Regions from separate parts of the Homo sapiens genome. Here regions 2 and 3 are each linked to region 1. Evidence: chromatin loops called from intact Hi-C (ENCODE). Cell type or tissue: PC-3. All regions are shown on one strand. Links, peaks and the distances in the headings refer to the core of each region. The heading gives the core; the rest is flanking DNA.

Region 1 (11,246 bases), core at 1,951-9,950:
TTCTCTTTATTGAGCAAATTAAATACTCCCACCTGACTCAGAAATGCTAAATTGCTAACAACCTCCCTAAGGCCTTATCCTCTTCCCTTTTCTTAAGAAACTTCTCTCTGAGCTACTAAGAACTAGATTAAAATAGAAGCTTTTAGCCAAGTGTGATGGCTCACACCTGTAATCCCAGCACTTTGGGAGGCTGAGGTGGGAGGACTGCTTGAGCCCAAGACTTCGAGACCAGCCTGGGTAACATGGTGAAACCGCATCTCTACTAAAATACAAAAATTAGCTGGGCACAGTAGTGTGCACTTGTAGTCCCAGCTACTTGAGGGGCTGAGGTGGGAGGATCGCTTCAGTTGAGCCTGGGAGGTGGAGGTTGCAGTGAGCCAAGATTGTGCCACTGCACTCCAGCCTGGGTGACACAGCGAGACTCTATTCCCCTCACACCCATAAATAAAAAAAAAAAAAAAAAAAAAAGAGAAGAAAAAAAATACAGGCTTTTCTCCACTGCCCTGACAAAACCCAAAATATACAGGTCATTATAATCAGTCAATACAAAAGTACTTATTAAGCACTTTCTGGTGTCTCCTACTGTACTAGACACAAACATAACCATAATAGTCAGTGTGGATTATCACAGAGAAAGCAGGCTTCTATGCAACTGATTAGTCAAGCCCCAGGCATTTGTTGTGCTACCTTCAAGGCCTTATGAGAGCTCCTACCAATGTATAGACTTTTATGAGTTGACTGTGATAAGGAGGAAAGCATTGAAGGAAATGATTTTATGGGTAGGAAATTTGGCAAGGTAGGTTTTGTAAGTCGACTGTAGAGAGCTTAGGACATCTGTGAATCTCAGTGTTTCTCTTTCCAGCCCCCTGGAGATGAATACCCTACTTTGAGAAAACAGTAGCTGGGTTCAGTTAAATAGCAACAGCTTTTGGTAATCAAAATAGCATGGAGAGATGGAGAAAGAAGCTTCCTCCTGCAACTTCACAAAGCTATTAAGAGTTAACTACACTGAGTAATCTCAGAGTCTAAGGCTATGTTGGTTCTCACACCAACAATGTCTGTAAAAGTTAAGTAATGTTTTCTAAATACATCTCTCTCCTACCCTGTCCCATCCTGAGGTACAGCGCAATGAGTAAGGGAAGGGAGGGAACAGGCCTGTGTGTTTTGATAAAAAGTGACACTTCACAACTTTAAGGCCCACTGGCCTAAGATAATGAGTATGGAGTACCCAGACTTTTCATGCATTGTTTTCTCCCACTGTACCAGAGAAGTTCAAGGAATGAGTCACTTTTTGGTCTACAGAGTTAGAGCAAGTATATAAGCTTGGATCCTGTGATTGTAAATCCAGTTTGTTTTTTTCCCCACTGTTCCATAGCTGCTTTATGGAACATTGTCCCCAGGGCCCTAAAAAGGAGTAGCTGGGAAACATGCATTGCTTTCTATTCTGAAATTCTGAATACTACTGAATTCTATTATGTGTAGGGCCCTATAATAGAGCTTCAAGATAAATATATGTGCACATGTTTACACATATGTATGTCTATATTAAGGTCCTTGGTTTTATTAGTAGTTTTAATCTACTTAGGAAGATAGGACATATTCATAAAAGAATTTAAAAAATAAAGTTCTGTGTGCTTAGCCCCAAATAAGTGATTTAGACCACAGAAGCATGGCAAGTAATGTGTTGCTAATATTGAAGATGCAAGTTTTGCAAATAATTTCCCTTTAGAACAAATAAGGATAATAAAGACATTCTCATTCACTTGCATGTCAGTATGCCTTCTTAAATTGGGGATAAAGAGGTAGAATTATGACACCAACTAGACAGAAATTACAAATTGTGCATAACAATAAATAATTTTACATATAAAATTAATCTATTAGATTTTTTTTTTCCTGTCGGGATGGGGAAAAGCCTGAAAATAGTTAATTTATACATAGAACTTTGGAATTTCCTAGGACAGACAATTATTGCAAGCTAATAATTTTAAAAATTGTATAACATGAGACAGAAGAGTACAGCTGCATCTTGATTGGAGTGAGGGATTTATGTGGACTGTAGGAGATTATGGGGAGTAAGAGGAAGGCTTCACTCCAGGCCCAAGAAATGCAACGGAAACTAACATTGGAAAAATGGTGGTTGTATGGCAGGAAGTTTTTACATTATCTCATTTAATAATTACATATATTATCTCATTTAATACTTACAAGAATCTGGGACAATTGGGATTGCTCTCTCAATTGTAAACACAAAGAAACTGATCTCAGGAGAGAAAAAGTAAATTGTCCAAGGTAAGCCATCTAGGAAATGAGATAGATTAAATAAAGCCACAAATTCTTTTCAGCTCTTCTCATCAAGACCAATATTTTAAAAAGCTGGTCTAGCTTTTGGGAGGATGACAGTCCACATAGAAGTCACCCCAGTCAAGCAAGATATGTGAGGTCATGGGCAACCTTCCAGCCCAGCCAGCCCTCCTGCTGAATGCAGCAGTGTGAGCAAGCTCAGGTGATACCAACAGAGAAGCTGCCCAGCCAGTCCATGTAATCATGAGAAACAAGAAATTGCTGCTGTTCTAAGAGTCTGTGTTATAGAGTGGTTTGTTATATAGTAATCGATAATTGAAAGAGCCAGACTTTGACTTTAGGGCCTCCTTGTTCCAAAGCTGATGTTCTTTCCATAACACATACCACCATTTTGTCATCTATAACATAGAAGTCTTTGATAAAATAATCTATAAGTCTCCTCTGAATTCTTCATAAAATCATATTCCAGACACACAGAATTGGAAAAGTCCAAGGTCTATTCGGATAACAGGAAGAAGGCAGTCTAAACAAGACAGAAGGTTGCTGTAGAAGTAATAGAAGAGTCTTTTTATTTTCTTTTTTCTTTTTTTTGAGACAGGATCTTGATATATTGCCCAGGCTGGAGTGCAGTGGCATGACTGTGGCTCTCTGCAACTACTATCTCCTGGACTCAAGGGATCCTCTTGCCTCTGCCTCCTGAGTAGCTGGGATTACAGGCATGTGCCACCACACCCAGCTAATTTTGTATTTTTAGTAGAGATGCGGTTTCTCCATGTTGGTCAGGCTGGTCTCAAACTTCCGAACTCAGGTGATCCTCCTGCCTTGGCCTCCCAAAGTGCTGGGATTACAGGTGTGAACCACCACGCCCGGCCTAATTTTTGTATTTTTTAATAGAGATGGGGTTTCACCATGTTGCCCAGGCTGGCCTTGAACTCCTGAGCTCAAGTGATCCACCCACCTCAGCCTTCCCTAGTGCTGGGAATACAGGCGTGAGCCACAGCACCCAGCCAAAAGAAGAGTCTTATATAGCGTAGTGATTCAGAGCAAGAGCTGGGTTTGAATCCTGGCTCCACCACTCAGTTGCTTTGTGACTTTGAACAAGTCATGTAACCTCCCTGTGCTTTGATATTCCCATCTGTTAAAGGGTAGTAGAAATAGAACCTTTCTCACAACCTTGTTGTAAATGAGGTAACATATGGAAAAACTTAGGACAGGGACGCCAAGTGGACTGAGACCAGAGGCAGAGTGTAACCTGCCATTGAGGTGAGGGAAATGTCACAAAGGCAGTGTTTGATGCTGGTGATGAAGTTTGCCTATGGCAGTAGCACAGCCCTTCCAATCATGTAAGAGTCTGGGAAACTTTCGTGGATGGACTACTGAATATTTTTTTTGGCATCTCCAAGCAGAGAAGGCTTTTATTATAGTGATAGATGGTATAATGAGTGCTTTTAGGATAACAAATCCTCAACAGCTACATAATGTCTTCACCTATAAAGTATTTCACATCCTTTTGTCATTTGATGGCTACTGTGCAAATAATTAGGAACCACAGAGTCAGTGTTCTAGTCATTCATTCAACAAATATTTATGCAACATTTCCTGGAGGAAATAACGGTAAAGGGAATAGGAATGACCTCTGTTCTTATAGAAATTATAGTAGAATGAAGAAAAGAGACACAGTAAGCAGGCAATGATTGTCTAGAGTGCTAAATATTTTACTGGGGGAGGTGTGGAGTACTATGAGTTGCATATAGAAAGTATTCCTCATACATATTTTATATTTTACCATCTGAAATGATATGGTTTGGCTCTGTGTCCCACCCATATCTCATGTCAAATTGTAATCCCCAATGTTGGAGGTGGGGCCTGGTGGGAGGTAACTAAATCATGGGAGTGGTTTCTAATGGTTTAGCACCATCCCCCTAGTGCTGTCTCATGATAGAGTTCTCACAAGATCTGGTTGTTTTAGCACCTCCCCACCACCTCTCCTGCTGGCCATGTGAAGATGGGCCTGTTTCCCCTTTGCCGTCATTGTAAGTTTCCTGAGGCCTCCCCAGAAACAAAAGCCCATACAGCCTGCAGAAGCATGAGCTGATTAAACCTCTTTTCTTTATAAATTACCCAGTCTCAGGTAGTTATCTTTAGCAGTGTGAGAATGAACTAATACGTATGGGGTACTATGAGTTGCTTATAGAAAGTATTCTTGGTATACATTTTATATATTACCTTCTGAAATAAAGTGATCTAAATGGATATCTGGAAGGTAAGTAGGAGTTAGCTAGGATGATGCCTGCAATTTTGCTACAAGTTAAGACTAGCTTAAATAGTGAACTCCTGCTAAAGAGCATCCTACTGCATCAGTAGGATGGGATCTCTGGTATTGGAATTTCATTCCTGATAGCAGAGGATAAGAAAACTGCTAGCTGACTGGGATCCAGAGGTGACTAAATAGGAGTATAGTGAAGCTGACCTTGATAAATCCTCTTAAAAAGTGACCCAGAAAGACAAAAGAACCAGAAGAAGGTGAGATTAAGAGGTGAACTACATCTCTTAGGTTATAAACATGCAGAAAAACAAAGGATGGTATAATAGAAAAAACACAAGTCAGATGACCTACAATCTGATCTTGTCTTAACCATGAACTCCCTTTTAGTGTATGATGTTAGATAATAAATTTTCCCTCTCTGGGACTCTGGCTTGTCCATTTATAAGATATGTGAGTTGGACTGCTTAAAAGGAGACAAGAAGGGGATGCTACAGTACAAGAAGTGAAAGTGGTCAGACATGTAGTTCACAAACATTGCTCTCAAGCCGCAACCTGGCCAAAGCACAGAGGAATTTAGGACCTGACTTTGAGCAGGTGAAGTCATTTGCTATCAATCCTAGGAAGGGAATAAATTTTTCTAGACACAGGGCTCACTTCTCTGGTTATTTATTGCAGGTCTGCAGAGGAAAGCACACTGTGAGTTTACTTAGTTGCTTGTCCCTCTCCTGCACTTGGCACCCTTCTGTTCCCTTCCTTCTATTATAAGGAACTCAGGGTATATGAAAGAATGGTCCTAGAGGAGCACAGCCCAAACCAAAGCTAATTGATTGCTAATGGGAGGTCTCAGTGGGGGAATGATCTTTAGAAAATTGTAGTGGAAATCCTAGTACCTAGCCTTTCTTAGAACAGTACCTCCCTTCTTTTTGAACACTGATCCCCCACTTCAACTATATAGTTCCAGTAGGAGCTGGAAATCACAGAATCTCTCACCCTTGGCACAGGGATGAACATGTCTCTTCCAGCCAGGGCCAAAGAGAAATTTTGCAAATTAGAGGTAAGGGGAAGGGCTCAGTCCCCCTCAGATAGCAAAAGTGTGAGATGGAGCCAGGAGGTATCGGTAGCCACATCCCTTGCAGTGTGGAGGAAGCCAGTCTGTAGTTGGTAGGCTGACAGATGGGGTGTGGTGGGGTGGGAGGTGGGGTGGGGATCGGGGGGAGGACAAGCATGCAATCTACCTTGTGGCATTATTGTGCCTATTTCCAGTTGTCCTGGAGGTCCAGCTATAACTTTACCCTTACTTATATGAAACAATAAATGTGTCTTTTGACATTTTGAGATTTCTACCCTTAGCAACCAAAAAAGTATTGCTTGACCCAAAAATCATTAGTTTTCTGCCGGAGGTGACTACTTAACTATGTTCAGATGTAAGGTCACTCCTGGTCCTGGACCCCTTGTAGTCCAAGTTTCCTGGAATGGCCTATACTTCCCATGTGTTCAATATTTTAATAAGTTTACCAAGTAATACTTCTAAACTACTCCGCATAATGACCCTCTGAGGTGGACAGGGTAGGGTTATCCCTATTTTACATCAAAAATACTGGGGTGAAGTGACTTGCCAACATCGTGTAGTAAGTTAGAGGTAGAGCAAGGACTCAAACCCTGGACATGACTAGTACTCTATTATGACAAGCTCTCTGTCCACTTAGGCAAGAGCGTTGGAATGGCTGAGAATATGTTGCTTATTCATTCAACAAATACCATTGAGCCTGTGCTCGGGCCAAGCGTTCTGGGGCCCAGAGTACAGTGTCAAATGAGACACAGCCTCTGACTCACAAAAGCTGATAATCTAGACTGTGTATACACTAGTAAAAAGGCAATTAGAATAAAGTGTGGTAAATACCATGGTAGATGGAGTCCTTCTGGAACAGATAGGAGGGGCACTAAACCTGTTCTGATAAGAATTAGGAAAGGATTCTCAGCAAGGTCACTGCCAGTCCAGTACCTTTTTGTGAATCAGAGAAAAAAAGAGTGCTCTTTCCTTAAAACACCAACTGCCGGGACATTTTTATAAAAGCATATAAACCTGTAATATATTTTCTGTGATCAGCACACCCTTGGTATGTGCAGCAGGCAACCAGTTCAACTGTGTGTGGCACCCTGCTTCCCAGAGGAAATAACATTGAAGCTGAGATCCAAAGGGTGAGTGTGTGTTAGCAGACAGCCTACCTGTCGGCTCCAGGCCTGTCTGAGAATTGGGTCTGCTGCCAAACATGCCATTATTTATTTAGGCAGCACAGCCCTCCTGTGGCTGCTCCTATGTCCTCACTGACACCACAATCCCTTTTTTCTTTGCTTCAGTCTGGTCTCCCATGGATCCCAGAGGACTCTCTCCCTGCAGGTTATTCAATCTCCCTAGACCTGTTTGTCTACCAGGGACTAGATTAAGAGTTTGTGTTTCTGGACCGTAGCCCTCAGTGGTGCTTAATTCAAAAAGAAACCCCAAGAGAAAACCCGATCCTCTCTGGGAGGGCCCAGCCTAGAGGATAAAGTATCTAAAGGCCTAGGGATTGTACAGCCTTTTCCTGATTGGCTGCTAATTATGTTCTTCTCTTGACTGCAGTTTTTCATTTCGTTTTGGTTTATCTGTGGCATTTTCTGAGCTCAACGAGAGAAATAAATAAGAAGGGAGCATGCAACCCTGTTGTTGTTAGAATCCTAAAATAGTAGGACTGGGGGAAAAAAAAACAGTATGCTCTCCCTTCCCAGCATTCTTATCTAGGTGAAAACAAACTGCGAATGCAGATTTAAAGGGGAGTAGAAACGGCTTTTATAAGAGAAAACTGGAGGAGCGTTCAGGAAAGGACAGAGACAGTTCCATCTCTTTGCTTTAGTGACATTAGGGGTTCATGTGTTGACGGAATGTATATGAAGCTCAGATCTTTTAGAATCAGCTGACAGGTGGAACTATTTTCCTTCCCAACCATCTGCACACTCTGTAAAGATAGAACAGCGTCACGTTTCAATGCACTGGATGTCTTGATCATGAAATTACCTCTACTTTAGAGATGTTACTGGCTCCCATTCCCAGATTCCCCCGCCTGTTGTAATGCTTGCTATGATTAGGTTAGGTTATTAGGTTGTATTATATTATTGCTCCTGAGTTCACAGGAAATTCTTTTTTATCCTTCCCCCGCCAACCCCCCCCCGCCCCGCCGCCCATTTCATACTAGGCTCTTCCAAGATTATTTTAAGGAAGGTTGTTCGATTCCTAGACTGTTCAAATGGAAGAATTTTAGGTGTCTGGCTTAGCTCTGCAGATTACAGCCAAGGAGCACAGGCCCAGAGGGGCATTGAGTGACAAAGGTCAGCTGAGGAGTTAGCAGCAGAGCTTAAGTGTCCTCTCCAATGTTCTTTCTACCACTGACACTATCTCTTTTTTGGCAGGTGATTAGCCTGGGATGAATTCTGGCACGGTTCTGAAAAGCGTGCTGTCTTTCTTCTTCTAGCTACAAATTCCTCTTTTCCAGTTCCTTCCTCTTCTGTCTTTTCTCCTTATATTTTGAATCTCATCCAGCAGCCACAACAGGTGTTGGGCCTGCCTCTCAAAAAATCCTACAGCTTGGCTGGCAGGGTCCTAGGGGTGGAGCATGTCCTTGCACCACCCAGTTGGCTGCCAGATCAATTTCAAGGTCTCTCTGGTAGCCTCCAGGGCCAGTTCTACTAAGAAGCTCCTCCCTCCTTGGAGCATCCAGTGATTGGCATGTAAACTCTTCAAAAGTCTGCTCTGAGCGCCTCGTGTGAGGAATATTTTATTGCAAACTTAAGCTCCCTGAGAATTGTTCTCTCGTACTAAGCTTGACACAGTGTTAATCTATAATGGAGGCTGTTGTTGACAATCATGGTAAGAAAAACTCACTTGTTTACCTGAAACCTTCCCAGACTAGTCCTTTTTCGCTTCGATTGTTCCACTGGTGAGGGTGGGGCTGCTGCTGTGCCAAGTGCAATACTTTTTGTACACTCAACAAAAAATTGTAATAAATGTACATTTGGGGCTCCGTTTGAGCTTAAATTATGTCCACTTTTGGAATTCACACAGGTGTGGGTATTCGTGATATGGCAGCCACCAGGAGTGAGCTGTTCAGGTCTCCCACAGGGAGCCTGCTGGGAGAAGAGCAGTTAGTGGCCGGCCTCAGGCAGCAGCACCTTTGGGCTCTCCTGCAGTGTTTACACCCCGGTTATGCTCACCCTGGCCTTCTCCCTGCCACTGACCAAGCTCTGCAGACGTATGAAAGTCAAGCCATTCCTGCCCAACATGGGACTCCTGTAATGGGCAGTCTCTGCTCTGGGGCTCCTCATCAGCCTGGCTGAGACTTTCTCAGAGCTGCATTGAAACCTGACGCTCCTCCTGCCTGGTCCTTCTTCCTTCCCTCTTTTTTTCGCTGGTGTCAGATCTGCATCACCATCTGAGGCTCCCGCATCTACTCCTGCTCCCTCACAGGCATTCCCCGCCCCAGTACATTTCTGGCACTTCTCACTCCATTTTGGCATCTGCTTCCTGGAGGAACCAATTGGGCATATTCGACCTAGTAGGCCCAACTCACCCAAAGTCCATTTTTTGTGAGGGCTTTGGGTCTCTCCTGGGAGAGAACTCATCTTAAGGAAAGTAAGGAGATAGGCAACATGGATCCAGTAATAGAATCTTCAAAATCAAGGAGGAATGAGCCAACATTTAACATTAGGTTTGTCATACAGATTTGTTTCTTGACCTTGCTGCAGCTCAGGCTTAGGAATTTGTAGAGGGAAACTGGGGTTAGGAAGGAATCAGCAAAATATAGAAGAGCTGCTTTACTGAAAGCAAAGGACATAAATATTACCCATTAGAAACCCATGTGACAAAGTATAGCACGATGGGGAGAGAGAGTTTCCTCACCTCCATGCATTCCATGTAACAGATGCTATGTACTGGGAACTCCAGAAGTGTCCAAGTCACCTGGCATCTCATCAATTCAGCATGTGAGAATCACTCTCCAGGCCTCTCAGAAATTAAGAGGTGCATTTCTCAGGGAACTAGGGTCCTTGGTTAATAGGCAGAGGCAATAGGTCGCAAAACTGTATATAAATTTGAATCACAGACTATTATAGCTGAAAGGAACTATAGTTCCTTTCCCTATAGATTCTGTATAGATTTCATCCATCCATATAGACTGGATGATCTATAGTAATCATCCAATCTGCTGATTTTCAAACTACATTCCATAGAGATTCTCAAAGTCCTGGGGGGAGAGTGCTACAGATGAAATAATGGTAGTTCAACAAAGGGAGAAATTAATTTAATTTGATGCAAGAAGGTATTTGATAAAAGCAAAGTGACGAGCTGATGAATTGATCAATTTAGGTCAAACAGCTAATAAATGAAGGTGCTGAGATAAGAATCCTGATTTCCCAGCTTCTTATGTGACTTTATAGGGGACTTTGGCTATTACTTTTGCAATGTGATGTCTGTGAGCAAATTACCCAGAATGGAAAGAATTTTGGGATCCTAGTGTATGTTTTGTCTGTGTTCTACTCTTGGGAGAGAGGCATATTGCATCTGCCTTATGGATGCAGCTGGGTGACTCTAAACAAGTGTGCTTTTCCTGGAGTCTGGTTTTCATTATCTTTATATCCTCAGGCTCACAAGTCAGCTGGGACAGGGATGCTGACAGAAAGGACTAGTGGAAATAATATATTTGCTTCTAATTTAGAATAAAAACAACCACACCCCACAGATCAAAACCCATGGAAACTTCCATCACCCTGGGGCAGTGTTTAGAGTGGCATTTCTGAAAGAGTTCTGAGAGACGCTTAATATGCTCCTGCAAAAGGGTCCCACATCAAATACTTTTGTGCAATGTTTCATATTATATCCCTGTCTTGGAGACTCCTGTTGCACATAAAAGTCTCTGAAGAGCTCTGCAAAAGATGTCTCTTTAATCTTAATCCAGTGTTTTATAAACTTGCTTGTTGATGGAAACTTTTATACATGGAATATCTATTATCATCATATAGAACACAGGCTTTGGAAATGCTGGGTAAAGACCACTGGCTAGGAACAAAGGAGGTCTGGTTGTGGTCTTGGCTCTGGTACTAAGTTGTGTTCCCCCCCTCCACCAAGAAGGAGTCTTGCTCTATTGCCCAGGCTGGAGTGCAGTAGGGTGAACTCAGCTCACTGCAACCTCTGCCTCCCGGATTCAAGCGATTCTCCTGTCTTAGCCTCCTGAGTAGCTGGGATCACAGGCACATGCCACTGAACCTGGCTAATTTTTTAATTTTTAATAGAGACGGTGTTTCACCAGGTTGGCCAGGCTGGTCTCGAACTCCTGACCTCATGATCTACCCACCTTGGCCTCCCAAAGTGCTGGGATTACAGGTATGAGCCCCCGTGCCCGGCCCTGATTTGCATTTTTAAACTCTTCTTTGGACTCCAGTTTCCTCATCTGCAAAAGGAGAGGGTTATAATCAGTGATCTAGAGAGAAAAAGGACTACAATTTATTGCAGACCCACTCTGTGCCAGGCTGTGGATGTGCCACCATGGCCTATGCTTACAAGGGCCCCCACACTTGGTTTAATACTCTGCTGTCACCATCTTTAAATTATCGGTAATTTTTGAACAAGGTGCCAGCATTTTCATTTTGT
Region 2 (11,246 bases), core at 2,088-10,087, 53 kb before region 1:
GAAAACTGGTTAAATAAAAAGGCTGATGTAATAATACATTAAAATAATGTATTAAAAAATCACAATAGAATTTTAATATGCAAAAACACTTAGATATATTAAGGGAGTAAGTATATAAACCATACATGCAATACAATTCCAAATTTGTAAAATACACATAAATGCACAGAAAAATAAAACTAAAAAAAAATGTGATTGTTCCTTATATCTTTATAGGGAAGGATTACTTATGTAATCAAGGAGAAAAGTTTACAGAATACAAATTAACCCCAAACTCTTATTTATTTAAAATTTTACTTTATTTTATATTCCAGATACATGTGCCAGTTACATAGGTAAATGTGTGCCATGGTGGTCTGCTGCACCTATCAACCCATCACCTAGGTATTAAGTCCCACATGCATTAGCTATTTATCCTGATGCTCTCCCTCCCCACGCCTCCCAGACAGGCCCCAGTGTGTGTTGTTCCCCTCCCGGTGTCCATGTGTTCTCATTGTTCAGCTCCCACTTGTAAGTGAGAACATGCGGTGTTCGGTTTTCTGTTCCTGTGTTAGTTTGCTGAGGATAATGGCTTCCAGCTCCATCCATGTCCTTACAAAGAACATGATCTCAATCCTTTTTATGTATACATAGTATTCTATGGAGATATATAAATAAATATATATATATATATATAACATTTTCTTTATCCAGTCTATCACCGATGGGTATTTGGGTTGATTCCATGTCTTTGTTATTGTGAATAGTGCTGCAATGAACATACGTGTGCATATATCTTTATAATAGAATGATTTATATTCCTTTGTAACCCCAAACTCTTAACCTGTGGATTAATGTCATTCATCAGTTTAGGAAATTTCATAGTAACTATCTCTTTCCTCTCCTTAAGAGATTCCAATGAATAGCATGTTAGACCTTTTCCTGTATCATCTTATGTCTCGTAGCCTCTCTTTTACTCCCCCACTCCCCCCGCATCCTTTTGTCATTCCATGCTTTGTTCTGACTATTTTTCACTGACCTATCTTGTAGTTTGTTAATTCTCTCTCTGATTCCTCTCTAAAGTGTTGTTAAATTTGTTCATTGAATTCTTAATTTTGGTTATTGTATTTCTTCAGCTTCAGAATTTCTATTTTTAAAAATTTACTTTTTGTATTATTTTCATTTCTCCACCAATTTTTTTAACTTATGAGATTACTCTTACTTCTGCTCTCTGCTCAATTTTAATCTTTTTTAATCTTCTTGATCTTGACAATCTTAGTTATTTTAAAGTCTACATTTGATAAATATAGGAGCCCTTGCCGGTCAGTTTGCATTATCTGTTGTTTCTGCAGGTTCTTGTTTATGTTGACTTGCTTCCTTATATGTTTGGTTATCTTTGACTCTGTACTATTATATTTATATTATTTTTGTAATATTAGGTATTATATTTAAAATATTATTAGTAGGAATAATTTGGAAACTAAGATGAAGCTACCTCCCTCCAGGAAACTTGTTGTTGTTGTTGTTTGTTTGTTTGTTGTTTTGCTTTTCTTAGGCATCTGAAAGCACTAGCAATCTAGGTTCACTTTAATCCAATTTCCAAGCCATCCAAATGACTCAAAACTGGAATATAGTCTGTATGCGGAGTGTTTACTTTGAGTTCACCAGTATTCACAGGGCAGCCCTTTGGACTTCTAACCTAAAGTAAGAGTGTTTTCAGGGTCTCCACCCGCAATAGGGCCTAGATTCCAACTTTTGTCCCGCTATACTAGCAAGGCTAACAAAAAGACTGACAATCTTCTTAGCTGCCTATCCTGATCAATAAATGTGCCCTGGGCAAAAGTGGCCCCCTAAATACTAAACTCAGCTCTCTGAATTTCTGTCTTCTTCTAGATCATGGCCTGGAATTTCCTTCTTCTTCCAAATCTTAAACTGGAAACTCTTGACTAACATTAAATAACACCTTCAAACAGATTTTTAAATCTATATTTTGTCTGTTTTTTCCAGTTGTTGGAGGAAGATTGTCCAAATTACCTCATCTGTCATTTCTAGAAGCAGAAATCTTTCTATCCTACAACACTGCACTATATAGTATGGCTTTACTACACTTAACTTACATGTACTCCACTATATGTATTTAGCCCTGCCTCCTAAATATTAAAATTGTATTTTGTGTATGTGCTCTATTATATATGGCACATTACTACATATGTTACATATTCTCATATATTACTGTGTAAGGATAGATATTTGAAATCATGTATCTTGTAGTTCTTGGACAATTTAAGGGTTTACAAGGGTGATTTTAAAATTTTATACCATTATCATTATTTATTGACTTTGGAATCTAACTCCTAAGTAAGACAAGACTCCATTATACCAGAAATGTTCTCATACGGAAGTTGCCTATTTGGGATACTACAGAACATGTTTTTATTCTGAGTAGGAGCTTAAATAAGATAATATCTATATTTCTGTCAACTGAGATTCCATAGTTTTATGCTTAATTTAACGTATACTCAGACAAAAGATTCATGGCTTGATGTTTAATGCATATTTTGAAATGGCGAAAATACTACCAACAGGAGAACCCTGCCCATCAGCATAAAAACCACCAAGAAAGGAAACAATAATATGCTTTTTCTTTTTCAATAAAGCCCAAATTCCATATTCTTCTGAAATTAGGCTACAATTATGGTCTGACAGCATTTCCCAGAAGTTAAATATCTCTGTATCATGTATATGTCATCTTTACATGTTATAGAAATAATCTAAGGGAAAAAATTATATGCAAAATGATGCTGTCAGCATTATTCAAAATAGTTTTTAAAAATCAGAATACTTTAAGACATCCAGCAAAAAGGAAATGGTTAAATATGATATATTTACCAAGTGAAATACTATGCTGTCAATAAAATTATAATTATGTTCTACGTGATAAAAATTACATATATAAATTCAAAAGACAAACTGAGAAAAAAACATTTGTAATACATGATACATCAAAGACTTATTTCTTTGGCATTAAAACAGGAGAAAAGATTAATAACTCAATAGAAAAGCTAGCAAAAGATATGAATAGTTCATAGAAAAGGAAATACAGCTATCTTTTAAGTATATGAAAATATACAACCTCACTTATAAGAAAAATGGAAATTAAAGCTAAAATAAAATATAGTTTTTATTTTTCACAATGGCAAAGAAAAATATTTGATACTGCATGGTAGAGTCAAGAATTTGAGAAAGCAGGCACTTTTATATATTATTGGTAGAATAATACATTGGTGCACACTCTCTGTAAGGCAATTTGGCAATATCTGTCAAAAAAAAAAACTTTTTTTTTTTTTGAGGTAGGGTCCCACTCTGTCACCCAGGCTGGAGTGCAGTGGTGCCATCACAGCTCACTGCAGCCTCAACCTCCCAGGCTCAAGCAATCTTCCCACCTAAGCCTCCCAAGTAGCTGAGACTATAGGCACATGCCACCATGCCCACCTAATTTTATTTACTTTTTGTAGAGATGAGGTCTCCCTATTTTGCCCAGGCTGGTCTCAAACTCTGGGGCTCAAGCAATCCTCCTGCCCTGGCCTCCCAAAATGCTGGGATTACAGGCATGAGCCACCACACCCAGCCTCCCACAGTTATCTTCATTTAAGTGAAAAACAAAATGATATTTTAACTGAAAAAGAAAATCAAACAAAACCCTAGTATTCCTAGATATGCCTTGGTTACTTTGAGGAAAGGAAGAAGGGAGGAAAATGGAATCAGAGAGGTGGGCATGTGAATTTAAATTATAATTTCTTTCTTTTAAAAGATGTGATTCAAAGTTAGCAAAATATATGATTTAACGAAATGGGAACTATCATTTTCTGTCTTTTTAAAAAGAAGACAGAGATCAATTTGCTAGTGAGTCTTATGGCTTCTTTTCCTGATTTTCTCACAAAGCAAACATCCTTATGTAAAACTTTTATATCTACATTTCTATGAGAGTTTCCAGGATCCCCTCCACAACTCCATTCCATCTCATCCTAATTACATGCTGCAGCCAGATTAATCAGCCAAGAATCAGCAATAGAGTTCAATTCTCATTACATCAAATGTAAAAATTAGAAAGGTTGGGGTCAGATCCCAAAGGGCAAAGGAGTTTGAAACCTTCTTGGATTCAAATAGTCCCCTCTCTCTACACTTCTCTGAGCCTGGGTTTGTGCATAGGCTTAAAAAAATGGAAATAACTACCTCAAACAATCCTTGGGAGAATTAAGAGACTTTCTACATGAAAGCATCTAGTAAGTACCATGTCTGGTACATGATCACTCATAAACACTAGTTTTCCTTCACCTATACTTACTCACCATAGTAGCACAATACATACGCTATACTTAAGAAATCTGTTCATGGTTTCTGCATGCCTCCTGCTCAGTTTCATTTCCCTGATCAGTGTCATTTTCCATTTTATGATTCTACTGTGCCCATTTTAAATTTTTGCCCCATATCCATTATCTATTTGTATCCTACTTACCCTTCAAGTCCCAGCTCAAATTCTACCTCTTACAAAAAATCTTCCTGACTTTGAACTCCTATTGCCCTTAAAAGCCAATGTCAGACAGTTAACCACTTAATTTTTATTTATATTTTAAATTTTACTTTATTATGAATTACAGTAACACATTTCTCTTATTTTAAAAATACTAATAATACAGATAAAGCTGCAGACATCATTGACCATTACTTTCATTCCCAGACCCCACCTTTAGAGGTGCCGCTTACAGCTTGTAATACATTCTTCCAGACCTTTACTACACATCTACATACTTGTAAAATGCAGTTTTGCTTTAACTCTTTTTTTACATATATGGCATCAAATTGTACATGTTGTTCTATAACTTGCTTATTTCATGTATATCTTGCACAGAGGGCCAAATACTGCATGATTTCACTTATATGAGGTATCTAAAATAGTCAAATTCATAGAATTAAAGAGTGGAATGATGGTTGCCAGATGCTGGAAGGGAAGGAGGAATGGAGAGTTGCTAAGCAAGAGGCATAAAGTTGCAGTTAAGCCAGATGAATTCATTATAGAGATATGCTGTGCAGCACTGTACCTACAGTTAACCATACTATATTGAATACTGGAAAATCTGTTAAGAGGGTAAATCTCATGCTAAGTGTTCTTAATATGATAAAATAAAATTAAAAAAAATATAAACCTATACACCTATGTATCTATATCTCTCTTTATATCTATATATCTTGGAGGTCCTTTTAATACATATAGAGCCATGCTATTCTTTTCACTCCAGAGTGTTCCAGTTTATGTCACCATTTATTTATTCATGGACACTTAGGCTTTTCCCTCATTTTTACCTATATAAATAATGAAATATTTCAGAGAGAAAATGACGTGAAAAAATTCTGAAGCAGAAACACAACATAAAACCATTACTTACGTTAAAGAGGTTTTCTAACAAGGTAGACATTAAAATGTCTTTGAATCAGAGAGATATGGTATTTTTCATTTACCATATTATAGTCTTCATACTCTTTAAGGCATTAAATATGACCATTTCCATTGTTTTGTTTGGTAAGATACACTCCTCATTAAATGACTTGGTGTAAAAGATCTCATGAGGATTGGTGACACTATCTCACTGCCTTCCTGTCTATTCTTCACCAGCATAGAACATTTTCTCCATTAACTCCCGATACTAGAGGGCAGCAGCCTCAGTACTAATTAGTAGTAATGCAGACCACAGTTGACTAATGAAAACAATACTCCTTCAGTAAAATCTGCACTAAATTACTAATCAACCTTTTATTTTGAGGGAAAATATTTCTAAAAAGCCAAACAGACATAAATTAGGTAAAAACAGGTTTCTCCATGAGACAAGCCAATTGTGCTGTCTCTCCAAAAGGAAGGATGAAAGAATTCTGATTTAGATTATCCAGGGATTATCATTGAAATCTAAGCTAATGTAACCAGGTGTGATGGCTTGTGCCTGTAGTCCCAGCCACTCCGGAAACTGAGGTGGGAGGATCACTTGAGCCCAGGAGGCTGCAGTGAGCTATGATCACACTGCACTCTAGCCTAGGTGACAGGGTGAGACCCTGTTTCTCTACAAAACAAAACAAAACAAAAACCCTGAGCTAATGAAATATAATAAGATGTATATTCTTTTGTTAATTCAATGTATCTCACAAGTAAAACCTGGAAGAATCAAATGATGATAAATTCCTTTTTATTAGATTATCCATATTCTTTGATTTTTTTAAATAAGAGGAGAGGAAGAGACAGGAAAAATACTTTTTTAAAAATTTATTTTTTTTGAGATGGAGTCTCGCTCTGTCACCCAGGCTGGAGTGCAGTGGCGCGATCTTGGCTCACTGCAGCCTCCGCCTCCCGGGTTCCAGTGATTCTCCTGCCTGTCTCCTGGGTAGCTGGGATTACAGGCAAGTGCCATCACGCCCAGCTAATTTTTTGTATTTTTAACAGAGATGGGGGTTTCACCATGTTGGCCAGGCTGGTCTCGAACTCCTGACCTCAGGTGATCCGCCTGCCTTGGCCTCCCAAAGTGCTAGGATTACAGACGTGAGCCACTGCGCCCGACCGGGAAAATAATTTTAGATCAAAGACATATCCGAATAGGTTTCTAACGGCCTTGTAGAAAACTTGAAGGAACTGGCCGGGTGCGGTGGCTCACGCCTGTAATCCCAGCACTTTGTGAGGCCGAGGCGGGCGGATCACGAGGTCAGGATATCGAGACCATCCTGGCTAACATGGTGAAACCCCGTCCCTACTAAAAATACAAAAAAAAAAAAAAAAAAAAAATTAGCCAGGCGTGGTGACGGGCGCCTGTAGTCCCAGCTACTCGGGAGGCTGAGGCAGGAGAATGGCGTGAACCCGGGAGGCAGAGCTTGCAGTGAGCCGAGATTGCGCCACTGCACTCCAGCCTGGGCGACAGAGCGAGACTCCGTCTCAAAAAAAAAAAAAGAAAACTTGAAGGAAGTAAACAAACAGCTTTTATGAAAGAAAAAAAAAAAAACAGGGCAAAGAAGTCCCCCAAATAACAAACAGAAGTGCTAGTCTACCTATTTTGAAAACTGTCAGGTGAGACAGGAAGAGCTTTCAAATATGAATCACTCCTTTTCAAATATATCTATGGAAAAATTACTACACTGTGTAGTTTTTCCACACCATCTTCTTTCAGTAAGCAATCTACATTTAAGGTTTCTTCATCTTTTCACAGCTTGATAGCTCATCTCTTTTTGTGGCTTGACAGCTAATTTGTTTTAATCACTGAATAATATTTGATATGCAACAGTTTGCTTATTCATTCACCTATTGAAGGACATCTTAGCTGTTTTCAGTTTCAAGTACATTTTTAATTTGAAGAAATAAAAGTATAAAGATTTTTGGGTCAAGATGAAAGACTTAAACACTTGTCTCCCCTCCCTGAGAACTTATTACAGTGATAGTAAAGGAACGAAAGGACTAAACCTACAATGTAAAAAGAACTGGAGGAAGGGATCAGTGGGTACTGAAGAGTAGATGCAATTTCCACGTACAAAAAGTAGCATGAAACAAAGTGCAATAAGCCCAAACCCAAAATAACTTGATAACATGTACATTTTGTTCTATAATCAAAATGAAATCTTGTCTTCAACATGGATGAACTATGAAGACATTATGCTAAGTGAAATAAGCTAGTCATAGAAAGACAAATATTGTATGATGCCACTTATATGAGGTACCTAGATTAGTCAAATTCATAGAAACAGAAAGCAGAATGGTGGGTGCTAGAGGCTTAGGGGACGAAGAAATGGGGAGTTATTTAATGGGTACAGAAATTCAGTTTAGCAAGATGAAAAAGTTCTGGAGATCTGTTTTTCTTTCCTTAAGATCCATCAATTAATTGTTCAAAATGATGCCCCATTTTAGTTGGCTTCATTTTTAGACCATAACTTAACTTACTCAGCTTTGTCTTTCCTTGCTTATTTGGGTCCTTCATTCTTTCCTTCCCTCCCTCCCTTCCTACTTTCTTCCTGTTTTCCTCCTCCCTCCCTCCCTTCCTTGGGTAACTGCTTTTTCTTTTCTGTTCTTTTTTTTTTTAATGTTGTTGACCAGAAACAACACGCCATCTTCACCATATTACTAACATCTTCCAGCTTTTTACTATTTATGGCATAGATGCTGAATTCTTTTTCAAGATATATTTCTGGAACCCCAGTGTGGATCAGTACACTATTTTCATCTAGGATTTCTTTACATTGGATTTCTGGGGAAGTTACTCCACATCAACTTCCTCATATTTCCTATTTCCTTTTGCTATGTTTCCTCAACTTTAACGTCTATATTTTCTATTGCATTTGGCAGGGGTGGGGTGTAACGTTTTTTTCTTAATTTCCAAGAGCTCATTATTGTTTCCTGTTCCTTTTTCATAGCATATTTCCTTATTTGATGGAATAATTGTCTTATTTAATCAAAAAACATTAAGTTCTTGTGTTCCCTGACTTAACTCAGTTTTTTTCCTGTATCCATTGCTTTACTTATTTTTCATGCAGCTTATTTCCTTTTTATAGTTTGATCGTTAGTTAGTTATTAACATCAATAGATTTTTAGCCGCTGGTACCCAACATTCTGTTTTCTGTTTCTGTGTATTTGACTACGCTAGGTACCTTATATAAGCTGGTATGGGTTTTCTCTGTTTTCATGTATACAATATGTTTTCTGCCAGTCTCCTCTTAAATAGAATGGCCAGTTGGAAGCCCTGTTTGTTAGTTGCACTTATTGTCCTGCAAACTTTGCTAGCATTAATTATATTGTTTAAACTTTTGAAATAACTAATGCTAATAGCATAACTATCAAAATTTAGGAGACATAGAGAATAGTGAGTGAATTCCCATTTTTTATAGCACAGGGATATATTTGACAGATAATATCTAAAGCTTTAAAATACATCAAGAAATAGTGCTTCTAGTATATTACTTAGTCTTTTCATGGTAACCACAAAAATAACTAAAAAGAAACTTAAAATGACTTATAAGGAGCAAACTGAGGAAAAGAAGAGGCAGTTAGGATCATTGTTTTCCATTATAATCCCTTCTGTACTATTTTTTAAAATCATAAGCATGTATTTCTTCAAAAAAAATAAATTGCAAATAAAATGATGAAAACAGGAGAAAATGTAGGAAATTTGGAAGTATAAAGAAAAAAATGAATTTGAATTCTAAAAAGAAAAATTCAAATATTCATTTATATGTACTAAATTTCTTGGACAGAAGGAGAATACTGTGTTGCCAAGGAGACCAAAGCAACTGTTCAGCTCTTAAAAAAAAAAAATCCATGGCAATTTATTCTGCATAATATTACATCCTACTCCAGCTTTATAAAAGCCAATAAAATAGTTTTTTTTTTTTTGAGACGGAGTCTGGCTCTGTCGCCCAGGCTGGAGTGCAGTGGCGCGATGTCGGCTCCCCTGCAAGCTCCGCCTCCCGGATTCACGCCATTCTCCTGCCTCAGCCTCCCGAGTAGCTGGGACTACAGGTGCCCGCCACCTCGCCCGGCTAATTTTTTGTATTTTAGTAGAGACGGGGCTTCACCATGTTAGCCAGGATGGTCTCGATCTCCTGACCTTGTGATCCGCCCGCCTCGGCCTCCCAAAGTGTTGGGATTAGAGGCGTGAGCCACTGCGCCCGGCCAGCCAATAAAACAGTTTTAATGAGGGCCTTGAAACTTAGTTTATGTTGTCACTAACATTTATTAAACATTTGGTTTATGGAGTCTACCCTAGTGATAAGAATACAGTAAAAGTCAGATGACCTAGGTTTGAGTCCCAATTTTACCACTTAAAAGCCGTATCTCCTTTAGCAAGTCACTTTTCTTTTATGAGCTTAAGTTTCTTTACTTGCAAAATTGGGGATAACTACTACCTGCCTAACACACTGTTGCTATGAATAGCAAATGAGACTTAACAGCATTTTACCAAAGTTGAAACACTACAAAAATAAATTCAAGGAATAAGGACTAGCATTTCCCAAAAGTAATAAAGCCATATGTGTATACTGTGTACTCTTCATTGATTAAATGCCAAATTCAGTATTAGAAAAATGTGAACAAAAAATGTTATATAAACTAGTATTATAAAAATTGGATTGAACTAGGTGGCAGATCCAAGCTCCCATCTAAGCTCCCCAACTGGATAATGTCCACAATTTCTTTGGGTCTCTACGCAATGACCCTGGAGTAGACCACCTTTGTACAGGTATGTCATAGGTGTATTTCCCATCACATAATGATGACTTAAAAGGAAATTCACTCACCATCTTTTCTATCTGGGCTACATTAGGAGGCACAGAAAATCATGTGAGTGACATTGGAAAAAAAACTTCTACCATTAGACTAATGTGTGAATCACTGGCTTAGATTGAAGTATTTTATTTCCATTTTCAGGCTTTTTATAAGCCTACGCTACCTTGAACTTTACATGATACTCTTTCTCAACGCAGACCTACATTCTGAGACCACAGTGCTCTACTTGCTATTTCTTAAAATGCCGTGGCCAATTCCTGCCTCCACATCGTTGTTGATATATAGGAAGTTCAACACCTTTGTGACAGCTGCTATAGCAGGCTGAGCAGCTCTAGCCTGTGTCCCAGCTCTATTCCCCATCCAGCCACTGACCCCATCCACTTTGCCAGTGCCTAACATCTTACATATAGGACTGCTTTTAAAAAGAAAATTCACAATGGATAAAGAACAGGACATATTATAATGAGAGAACCTGCTTCTGGGCCAGCAAAACTGGTCTATAATTTGACAGAATGTAAGAAAGCACTGAAAAAAAAAAAACTAGGAAGGAGGTGAGTGACTTAGCCCTAGAGCATAGAAGGAGAGAGCACTGGTAGTAGAGTCATCTGTTCGCTGCCTGGAGGAGAAATGCCTTGATCTAGGACTTGTTGGGTTCTAATGGTAGGACAGTCCCATTGTGGAGATGTGTGCATTTACTTATTACAGGTTGATGCTGTTAAATGTTTGTGTCATATATCTGACTCCCTGTGATTTGATTTCATGACCACCAAAAATCTTCTTTTGACTTCTCCTATGGTGCATCTAGAAAATGCCCTGAATAGAAACAAATCTACTTAGCTATTACATCTGTACCATACATTAATAAAACATTCTGAATTCAGACATCAGTTTCTGTGGCATTGGGCACAGTGAGTACATCCTGAGACAAGGTAGGCTAACAAATTAGGCTGAAGGCTCAGGAATG
Region 3 (11,246 bases), core at 1,764-9,763, 70 kb before region 1:
GACAAAACAATTATAAAGTCTCAGAGGTGGGAAAGGGCTTGCTATGTTGGAGGAGCTGGAGAACAGAAGGGAGCAGTGGTATGACTGGAATGCAGTGAGCGCAGGAAGGGAAGGAATGAAGAAACAGGCATGAGGCAGATTATGCAGACTTATAAGCTCCAAGGCAAGGGGGTTGGGTTTTATCAAAAGAATAAGAAGCCACTGAAGAACTTTAAGCAGGAAAGTTCATATTCTAAGAGATCATCTGTCTGCTTTGTGGAGAATGGATTGCAGGGAGAACAATGGAAGCAGGGAAGAGACCAATTAGGATGCTTAGGTTCAGATAGAAGACAACAATGGTTTAGAATGATGATTGGTAGAGGATATGGGCAGAGGTAAGTGTATTCAACTTCTATTTTAGACATAGCATCTGTAGAACCCGTTAGTAGATAAAATGTTAGGGAAAGGAAGTAATAAAAAATGATCCTTGGTTTTTGTTTGGGTGGGTGGTAATGTTAATTTACAGAGATAACAGACTGAAGGAGGACCACTCTTAGGTGTATATGTTGTGGGGGAATCAAGAACTCTGTTCTAGAGACACTAATTTTGAGGTGTCTGTTAGACATCCCAATGTATCAAGTAGGCAGTTGGCTATGTAGTCAGATGATCAGAGAAGAGATGTGGGTTCTTGGCTTTCTTTGACAGTGGACCTATAATTCCTTGCACTCTTTTATCTCTTTGGTTTTTATGACACCAATCTCGTTTAGTCTTTCAAAAGAAGACAACAATGGTTTAGAATGGTGATGGTAGAGGATATGATATGGGCAGAGGTAAACATATTCAACCTCTATTTTAGACATAGAATTTGTAGAAGACTCTCCTAACTCCAGCTTCTCTTCTTCCCTTCCTTTAAAGTTGATATTCCCTAGGGATCCATTCTTGACCTTTTTCCTTTCTGCTCTATACTCTCTCTGGGCTACTCATGCAAGTAAAGGATGTCCAAATAATCTTATATGCTCTAACATGTGTGGTGACCCACAACTCTATAACTTAAGTCCACATTTCTCCCCTGAGCTACAAGTCTATATATCCAACTACCTATAGGACATTGCTACCTGGTTGACCCAAACACCTTGAACTTAATATGTCCCAAACTGAATTAATCACGCTTCTTCTCTGTCCCTATGAATGGTAACACTGTTCTTCACTTAGCTGACCAGGGCCAAAATCTTACATTAGCATTTAAATCTTTCTGCCAGTAAGACAGAGCTCGGTATGTCTGCAGTCCTCCAACATAAGAAGAAAAACAAATACAAGAACACAGGCTTATGACCCACCCAGAAGCCCCAAATCGTGGTTCAATACTGTGCTGCATTCTTCTATTTCCCCTCCAGAGCCACTTTTCACCCTTCTCCATTCTGCTTTCTGTCACAGAGGCTGACCCATCAAGTGGAATCCTGTGGCCAAGAAGCAGCTCCGGCAGAAAGTCAGAGAGAGAGGAGAGTGAGGATAAGGTACCATTCCTCTGGTTCTGTTGTTGAAAACTCCGATTCATTTTTCAAGTACTTGCTGCAATGTGACTTTATGAAACGGTAGAGAGGATGGATTTAGGAAGGGATAGAGAAATCAAGGACAATTAGGAATAAAAGAACTAAAGAAGACATTTTTGTAATTGTACACATTGAGAAGTAATAAATACCATTAGGGATACACATTCTTTGAGGACCAGCCTCAGTGTTTTTAACTTTCTGTTCCCAATGTCTAGCTCTGCTCTCCAGTATAGAAAACATACTCAACACATATTATTTGAATAAAAAAGATGAACTATAAGATAAGCAAAGGTCAGGAGTCCAAGGTTTACCTTGTATCCATTGTCTTCCTTGCGGTTGTGAGAGGCAGTAATCATCACACCTGCAACTGCTTTGAGCTTCTGAACTGCATATGGCTGAAAAATAAATAACACCATAATTCCATTTTGCTTCCTAGCTATTTACACATTTGACATGAGAATAATTTTGATTAAATAACAGGAAAAGCATTATAGTATGATATTGCTTTTGTTGATACCCTCTTTATTTTCTATTTACTTGATTTTTCCTCATACCTTTATTATAAGATTTCCTTCCTTTTACTTTTTTGGATTTCTTCTGTTTTAGCACAAACATGTTAAGTGAAAGCCAACTTATTATTTTAAAATCTTTTTTTTCCTTATATATTCATTAAGGCTATACATTTCCCTCTAAGTAGGGCTTTAGTTATATCCCATAATTTTTGCTATGTATTATTTTCATTATTGCTCACTTTTAAATACCTACAGGCAGTCCTTGCTTTGCTCAGTTCCTATACACAAAATTACTGATACTATGCTTTTGTTAAAATAGCTCCAGTCTCCCAACAACACGTTCAAATTTCAGTTACCACGGTAATATTAGCCATAACTGCATCAAGTACACACTTGGCTTCTAACTCTTCAGTCCACACATCCCTACATTTATAACACAGCCACATCATGATGAGTGATCAATCATATCACTCTTCAAAAGGGTGTCAGTGATTGGTCACTGAGCATCTGTTACTTAGCGCTCACACAAACTGCAAAACATGTGGCTCTATTGCCTCCTTTTCTCCCAATAATAGACCCACATGACAGTGTACAAAAATGGATAATGGAAAGTGGGAATTGGCCAACAAAGGTGAAAGTGCAGCAAAGAAACAAAAAGGAGTAATAATAGAGAGAAATTTGAATTAAACATAAATGGAGTTATAGAAAAAATAAGTGGGAATGCTGACACTGCTGCCATTCAAGAGACTTTAGACATACTACCAGGGAAGTGTAGTGAAGGGGAACACATGGATTAAACGAGGAACGAGGCTGTAATGAGAAGGATGAAGATGTCCCAGAGGAAGTGACACCAACAAAAAAAACCTTCATATTAAAGGAACTCCCAGAGATATTTCACGACATTGAAATTAACAAAGGATAAGATGCTGGAAGTGAATCCAAACTCAGAAAGGTATATTAACAATTTGCCAAGGCACAGAAAAGATGCTTGCTTGTAATATAAATAAATTATAACCACAAGAAGCAAGCTCTGTTTATCTCCTGATAAGTTTTATTAATTTATTTATTTATTGACATGGAGTCTTGCTCTGCTGTCCAGGCTGGAGTTCAGCGGCACAATCTCAGCTCACTGCAATCTCTGCCTCTCAGGTTCAAGCAACTCTCGTGCCCCAGCCTCCTGAGTAGCTGGGATTACAGGCGTGCACCACCACACCTGGCTAATTTTTGTATTTTTAGTAGAGATGGGGTTTCGTTGTGTTGGTCAGGCTGGTCTCAAACTCCTGACCTCAGGTGATCCACACACCTTGGCCTCCCAAAGTGCTGGGATTACAGGCATGAGACATTGCCCCTGGCCTCCTGATAAGTTCTTTTTACAAAGAAATAAAGTACTTTAGTTATCAATGTTTCTTAACGTTTTAAATTACAATGTACTAAATAAACATTCATTTTATCATTGTTTTTTCTTTTCCCTATACATTTTTAACCAAGAGTAAGAGTGTTTTTAATGTTTTGGCAAAAAAAAATGTTAAAGGTCATGGAACAGTCATAATTTTTCTCATTTATGATTAAGATCATTTGGCATGGTTTTGGCTTGTACAGCTGTCTTTATAGCCCCCACGCTCCGTGCAAAGCAAGGACTGTCTGTCATTGCTAATCTGCATTATGTTATCTTCCTTAATCCATGAATAGTTTATGAATGTGTTTTAAAAATTCCAAACAGGGGAAGATTTATGGGCTTTTTTATTTCTGATTTTATTGCATGGGATCCAGGTATATGGCTTGATAAGCAGTTCTTTGGCATTTGCTGAGACTGTGATTCTGCTTAATAATAATGTAAATCCTATTGTCACTCAATAGAGAATTTTTACACACATACACACACACACACCCAGATCAAGCCTGTTAACAATGTGTTCAAATCTATCCTTCATCATTTTTGTCTGCCCAATGAATCAATTTCTGAAAGAAGATGTTAACATATTTCACTATAACTGTAGACTTGTCAACTTTTATAGATCAAGTTCTTAGCTAAGTTTAACAAATGTCTGTTGAATGAAAATAAACTCAAAGCAAAATTTGTTTTCCTTCCATTGGTCCCTTATATTACTCAATACAGAACTACATGCACAAAAAATATTTGAATCCTAGTTGATTTAAGAAATGTTTTCAAGAGCAGCAAGCTATATGATCACCAACACAACACACTTACTACAAAAGGTGTAGGAACATATCTTGAAAAAAGGTACACAGGAACATCTTTGGCCAGCAAGACTGCAGCAGTGAGTTTAGCAAGCCTAAAAAAAGAGAGATTTAACTTAGTCCTTTGCCTACCATACTTTTTAAAAACCAACCTTCCACATAAATGTTTCATATTATAATTAGTCTGAATAAATAGTATCCTAATATAGCCCTTTCTTATAATCACTGATTATTTAAACTTCATGCCCTAATTGGAAAATTTTAAATAAATAAGTTTTTTTAAAAGAAGAGTTTAACAACTAACATAATTGATATTTCAATTTCCTCTTTTTCCCTCATTCATCTTTTGATGGCTCTTTTACTAAGAAATAAAATCTGCAAAAGGCAAAAAGAATGGAAAAAGTGATATAAGAGACTTTGATAAACTCAATATGCATTATTACCCCTGAAGAAAGATATCACTACATGATTATCTATTTATAAAAACACCCTAAAACTAATCTAATAGGCATATAATGAGAATATAAGCTACATAATTACTACTACCCGGTGCCTTTGCCAAAATATTAAAGTTATAAGCTATGATGTCATTCTAAATATGAACTCTAAATATTTTAAATTTTTACTTCTTTCTGTAAAATCTAAAGCTTTTCTTTGAGATACTTTTTCTTCTATTTCAGCTTTAAAGTAAATATTAGCATGTGATCACATTTCTATCTGACAGTCTACTGTTTCAGAAATCCTACTACTAGACAAAAAAATGTTTTAAATATGTTTTATTCTATTTCAACTTAATCTTTGAAACAATTAACTTTGTACCTCTGGCTGCTGCAGCTGCTAGTTACTTGACCCCGAGTGTCATACCCAACCACAAAGCCTCTCTGCTTGAAGTCTGAGAAACATCTCTCAAGGTATTTGTACATCCCCTGAAGCAAATAAACACAAAAGATTAGTTCTAATGGATGCTTGCATTTCATATGACTCAGAATCTCTTATTTTTATGTTTGCTGTGCAGCTGACTGGCTGCTAGGGAAGTGGCTTCTGCCTTTATGCCCATGTTTACCAGTGTGGGAGCAATACTGTTCAATCCAGAAATGTAAGATGACAAACATGTCCTGGAGTTTCAGACACATTTAATACCATGGAAATACCGATTTAGTAACCACTACTAAACCACTAAATCCAATACAATAAGTAAAACATTAGGAAAAGCAGAAGAAACATGAGCGTCAATAAGCTAAAAAAAAAAAAAAGATTAGAAGAGCCAACATAAAATTGTTTCTTGTCTGAAGGCTCTAGAAAACAGAATTTTAATTGTCTTAAGTCCTTGCTAGATCATATGATTGAAGTTAACCAAAAGATTTGACCTATTTATGATGTAAACATTTTTAATCAGCAACACAGTTCTTCACTAGAACATTTCTTATGATGGATGATCCCATTTGTAATTCTTTGGTTTTAAAATCTCACAGAAAAATAACACCATAGACTAGGAAAATTTGCAGTCATGGATGACAAAATAATGAAAAAGTATTTCATATTGAAAACATCACAATGACAAACTAAAACCATTTAACTATCTCATGAATTATTTAACTTTAATAAATACTTTAATATCTAAAAATAACATTTTAACATTTTATATTATTACAGTCCTTTAAAATTAGTTCTACATAAAAGATGGGACATGTAATCCTAACACCCTGAAAAGAAAGAAACGCAGACACCATTTCTAATTTGGTCTCTTTCAATATTTCTTTTAAGAATAGGAGACAATAAGATTAAAGCTCCATGTAATGTCATGCCTAAGGCCATTCATTCAACTAAAACTAAGTTATACTGATTTATTGAAGACCTATTATATGGCAGGCACTGCTAAATAAGTATGTGGTAGCACCAAACAAAGTCCCAGTGACTTCTGGTGCCTGAGTCTCTCAAGTACAATTAATTTCCCCAACCTATAAGCTATGAGTGAGTGCATGCTTAGTATATCAGCTGGATTCAACAACTTATTTCTCATGGTGATACTATCCTAAAACCTCATAGACCCTCATATTAATCTCTGCTATCAGAATGCATCTTATTTCTCTATATGCATTAGGTTGGTGGAAAAGTAATTGTAGTTTTTGCCATTAAAAAAAATGACCAAAACCTCAATTACTTTTGCACCAACCTAATAGAGTGAAAAGGGCTAGGGCTTAAGAATCAGATTCCATCCAGCTTTTCCACTTCACACCATGGAATCCCAAATCCAGTGAAAATGTGCACTTCTGTAGAAATTGCTTTTCAAACACCTCCCCCACCCCTTTTTGTAAAGTCAAGAAATCTTTACTTCGAATCAAAGCATATGAAGAGACTAAATGTATAAGAAAAGAATGAACTAAAGCATCTCTGGTTGAGGAATAGGGGGAGGTGTGGGTGAGGAAGGAGGGCAGGTATTCTACCTATGTAACCATCCTGTCATTCCTTCTCTCCTACCCCTGCATTAGGCCTTGGCTTTAGAGAATTCTCTCAGAATAAGGTTAAAGATGATTTACTGTTTGGGAGTATCAATTAGAATTATGTCTACTGAACAATTCTCTAGCCCAGAACTATTTTTAGTATAAGCTAAATACATTATTGGCCTCAAAAGTATAGTTATTTGAAACAGGATGATTCACTGCAAAGAGAAGCAATTTGTTTCTAGAGTGAGCTGCATAACAATGGAGAGAAGTAACACAAATTATATCATATTACACAACTAATATTAACTCTCATGTGGATATAGAAAACCACATAAAGGATATGTGATAGAGGAAAATATTTTCAACTAAATTTTCCAAATACTCTGGTTAACCTTTATAAATGGCCATATGCCAAAATGAGTAATTATTTTCTTCTATCTAAGTTTGTTTCTTTGTATTAATTGGATATGCTAATATACATTTCTTGGTTTCAAATGCAAAGCAACATTGTTAAGAAGTTGACAATGGCAACCAAAATAACGCTTAATCAGAAAGTCAGTCTGTGACCATGAAGATACATAAATGACTTCTAAAATCTTGAGCAAGACTAAAGGTCAGAATTGAGTCTACAGTTTTTACTTACATAACAGTAACTTCTGGGAAATAAAGTTTTGTGTGTGTGTGCGTTTAGAATGGCACTACCTAATTTATAAAGCCAAAAAAAAAAAAAAAAAAAACCAGACTGAGAAAAAGTACACTTTTTTTTTGAGACAGAGTCTCGCTCTGTTGCCAGGCTGGAATGCAGTGGCGCGATCTCGGCTCACTGCAACCTCCGACTCCCAGGTTCAAGCGATTCTCCTGCCTCAGCCTCCCGGGTAGCTGGGACTACAGGCACACGCCATCATGCCCACCTAATTTTTGTATTTTTAGTAGAGACGGGGTTTCACCATGTTGGCCAGGATGATCTCGATCTCTGGACCTCGTGATCTGCCCGCCTCAGCCTCCCAAACTGCTGGGATTACAGGCATGAGCCACCATGTCCAGTCAAAAGTACACTCTTAATACTTTATAATACTTACCTGTGTTGACTGTATTACTGTAAGGTCATTAATATAGCAAAACCCTGCCCCCATGGCAGAACGAAGTCCTGCAGTCCCAAAAGTCATTCGGCAACAAAGACGATCTCGCAGCTCCTTGTTCATCCCATTCCGTAACAGGTTTTCAATCTGCTCTTTTGTTTTGGGATTCTATAAAAAAGAAGTATTAAAACTTAACCAGGAATCCAAGCAGAGTCCTAATATTAAGCCCTTCTGAGGGGTCAATATGTACATATCACAAGGTTCAACATTCAATATAAATTCCACAGTGCTACTTCTTTGTATGTATAATAAAATAATACCTGCCATTCACTGAGTCCCCAAAGGAGAAAGGGCCTGTTGAGGGTGATTTATATATCTTTTAATTTTATAGTATTTGTATAGCATATCAAAGAATGTTCTTTTAAAATAATTGATATTTAAGAGCTTTGAATCCAAAATAAACCTCTTAGTAAAAAACGACATCAATTAAGTTAGAGTCTATGTTAGGTTTCAATCATAGTTCACTGTAACCTCAAACTCCTGGGCTCAAGTGATCTAGCCTCAGCCTCTTGAGTAGCTGGGACTACAGGTATGTGCCACTACACCTGGCTAATACATTAAGTTTTAAGAGAAATAGAGACACTACTGGATAAATACCATCAAAACATGCCTACCAGTTACCTGCCTAGACCTCTGCAATTCAAAATGAATTCTACTCCTTAAAAATCACAGAAAACGATTCAATTTATCTATGGCACAAGTTGACCATAAAAACGTTTTATGTGTTAAGTGTGAATTTAATTAAGAATGAGAATACAAATTCATTCCAAACACGGTTTGTGAGGCAGTGCATGCCAACATCTATATTTGGGATTCTGTATTTCATTGTCGTGTACTTTAACTTATTTTCATAAATCTCAAGAATACCTGTCACTGAAAATGGTGCTTCACAAAAGAATATCAAATTTCAAATAGAAATGCATTTATAATAACAGTAAGACTTACATGGAATTTTCCAATATTTTCTTTTTGGAAAAGTCAAATATTAAGGAAATAAGATGAAACATAACTTCTCTCTTCAAGATTAATATGAATTCAGTCCATTCTATTTGCTTCTTCAACATCCATAGTATATACAATGATAATGAATATTCAGAATAATAAACCAGTGCACATAAAAGGTGCTAAATATTACAGTATATTTGTCCTTAGAAATACATAAAAACATATTAATATACAATTTAAACAAAATGGTTTTCTGGTTATAGTAGAAATTAAAGTAACCAGAGTACATGGCCAAACTAATGAGAAGTTGAATGAGATTAACTGAAATTTTAATCTGCTTAAAACTAATGGATGATATATAAAATCCAGACTCAAGCAGTTTCTGTTTCATAAATGGCACACACTAACAAATAACCTACATAAAAATATGAATAGCTATTATGGAAAAATATGAATAACAATATCTGGGATATTATCATGTCTAAGATACCATGATATTTCATAGAGAGGCCAAAGAGAGTTGAAGAGGGCTAACATTTAAAGATGGGCATAAGAATGGCAAAAATTGAATAGACTCTTCACGTTTAGAGGGTACATAGCACTGTAATACCCTGCTAGTAGGAATGTAAACTGGGATAGTCTTTTTACAGTGCTTTTACAGCAAGTATCAAATTTTAAATTGCACATGCCTTTTGGCCCATAGATTTCTGTCCACAAAAATACCTTCACATGAACAATAACATTTATTCATATAAGAATGTTCACTGCAGCATCTGTATGGATAGTATTATTATTAATATTACTATTGTGTAGACGAAGAAACTAAGATTTAGAGAGGGAGCCTAGTATCACTGAGGTGGCATTGGAAATTTAGACAGGATGGGAACCTAGGCTGGGCTGGCTCTAAAGCCTACACCATCTCACTACAGACAAACAAAATAATTGTGTTGGGGTGTTAATAATGCTTCTGATAACAATTTAACTCCAGTTACAAAGCAAAACGATATTCCTTTTTATAACAAGTATAGTGTGTGTGTATATATATATAGTATGTATATATAGTATAATGTGTATATAGTATATATGTGTGTATATATACAGTATGTATATATGTATATATGTAGTATGTATATATATCTAATGAGTATATATGTGTATATACACATTATGCATATATGTATGTATATATACGTATGTATACACACACACATATATAAATGATCCAGCAGACATAAATGCTGTTGGTTACTGAGTATACTTCCTAATGTTTAACTGCACAGCTACTAGAGTAGGGCCTAAAAATTCCATTCCCAGTTACAGACTTCACAACCAGTACTAACCTAATTCCTGGTTGTTGAAAAACTGGTAAGTTAGAGAAAAATAAAAATGAATAAAAAATCATGATATACTAGACATAATAAATACATTTGTATGGCAAAAAAAGCTAAATAATTATGACAACTGGCATTTGAAATCTACTTTACACTCAGATTTCTCCCCTATTTAACAGTGAGACATTAATTTAGATGTTGATGTTATAAACTTTTAAAAATATAACCTAAAAAACTATCTATGCAGCCATAATTATCACATATTCTCCATTCAGATGAACTTACATTTGTATTTTTTTGCTAAAGTCAATATATCACTACGATTTTATAAACTATAATATATGAAGATTCTAAAGAATTATAAACTAATTATCATTATTATTATTTCTTTTTTTTTTTTTTGAGACGGAGTCTCGCTCTGTCACCCAGGCTGGAGAGCAGTGGCGCGATCTCGGCTCACTGCAAGCTCCGCCTCCCGGGTTCACACCATTCTCCTGCCTCAGCCTCCCGAGTAGCTGGACTACAGGCGCCCGCCACCACGCCCAGCTAATTTTTTGTACTTTTAGTAGAGACGAGGTTTCACCGTGTTAGCCAGGATGGTCTCGATCTCCTGACCTCATGATACGCCCACCTTGGCCTCCCAAAGTGCTGGGATTACAGCCGTGAGCCACCGCGCCGGCCAACTAATTATTTTTAAATGAAATTTTTATGTAGAACTCAGGTATAGTAAATGAAAAGGAGAGCAGAAGAGTATATACAGTGTTTTCATTTCTATAAAAAGAGGTATGTGTATATTTATATATCATCTAGAAGTATTCCATGCAAATATAAGAGACTAAAAATAGTGATTACCTCTGAAGGGGATATTAGGCATGGGGTTTCAAGTAGAAAAGTGACTTATTTTTATTGGATAGCCATGATGCTGTTTGGATATTTTATGTATATATCACTTTTTTATGGTTAAAAACTAGTTAGGTATTCATGATGGCTGAGAAAAACCACTACTTGTGTGTCTATGTGAATAATTTTTTACCTCACAAATTGCTCTCCTTTTCCCATTCACAGAAAGCTACTGATAAGATCTGAATCTATAAAACATATATTGGCTTTCTCTCAAATGCAAATTATTGTTTGCTTTCTGAATGTG

Evidence for each region. Peaks named below come from ENCODE experiments on the same cell type or tissue, not always from the same donor. Only the 100,000 strongest peaks of a DNase experiment are listed, where the experiment ranks them.
Region 2: it touches region 1 in a loop (7-fold over the local background); 99 of 110 quality-filtered maps call a loop at or near these places.
Region 3: it touches region 1 in a loop (2.8-fold over the local background); 76 of 110 quality-filtered maps call a loop at or near these places.

Annotation. Positions count from the first base shown.
Region 1 is chr11:74,436,416-74,447,661 of GRCh38, forward strand. No RefSeq gene overlaps it. Among named protein-coding and RNA genes, the nearest start is that of KCNE3, 26 kb to the right of the region's middle. In PC-3, for the core only: a CTCF peak has its summit at 6,886 (motif pointing left); DNase peaks (open chromatin) are centred at 6,336 and 6,836; H3K27ac peaks cover 1,374 bases.
Region 2 is chr11:74,383,168-74,394,413 of GRCh38, forward strand. The region is part of intron 1 of PGM2L1 (phosphoglucomutase 2 like 1); the gene reads right to left. Among named protein-coding and RNA genes, the nearest start is that of PGM2L1, 9.6 kb to the right of the region's middle. In PC-3, for the core only: CTCF peaks have their summits at 5,688 and 5,890; a DNase peak (open chromatin) is centred at 5,684.
Region 3 is chr11:74,366,652-74,377,897 of GRCh38, forward strand. PGM2L1 (phosphoglucomutase 2 like 1) reads right to left here. Exons shown (of 14, transcript NM_173582.6): 2 at 7,764-7,931; 3 at 5,060-5,166; 4 at 4,251-4,335; 5 at 1,841-1,924. It overlaps LOC112268078 (a long non-coding RNA gene), which reads left to right. Exons shown (of 3, transcript XR_002957258.2): 3 at 1,414-2,080. Among named protein-coding and RNA genes, the nearest start is that of PGM2L1, 26 kb to the right of the region's middle. In PC-3, for the core only: no CTCF peak of the experiment used is centred there; a DNase peak (open chromatin) is centred at 5,210; H3K4me3 peaks cover 264 bases; H3K27ac peaks cover 2,300 bases.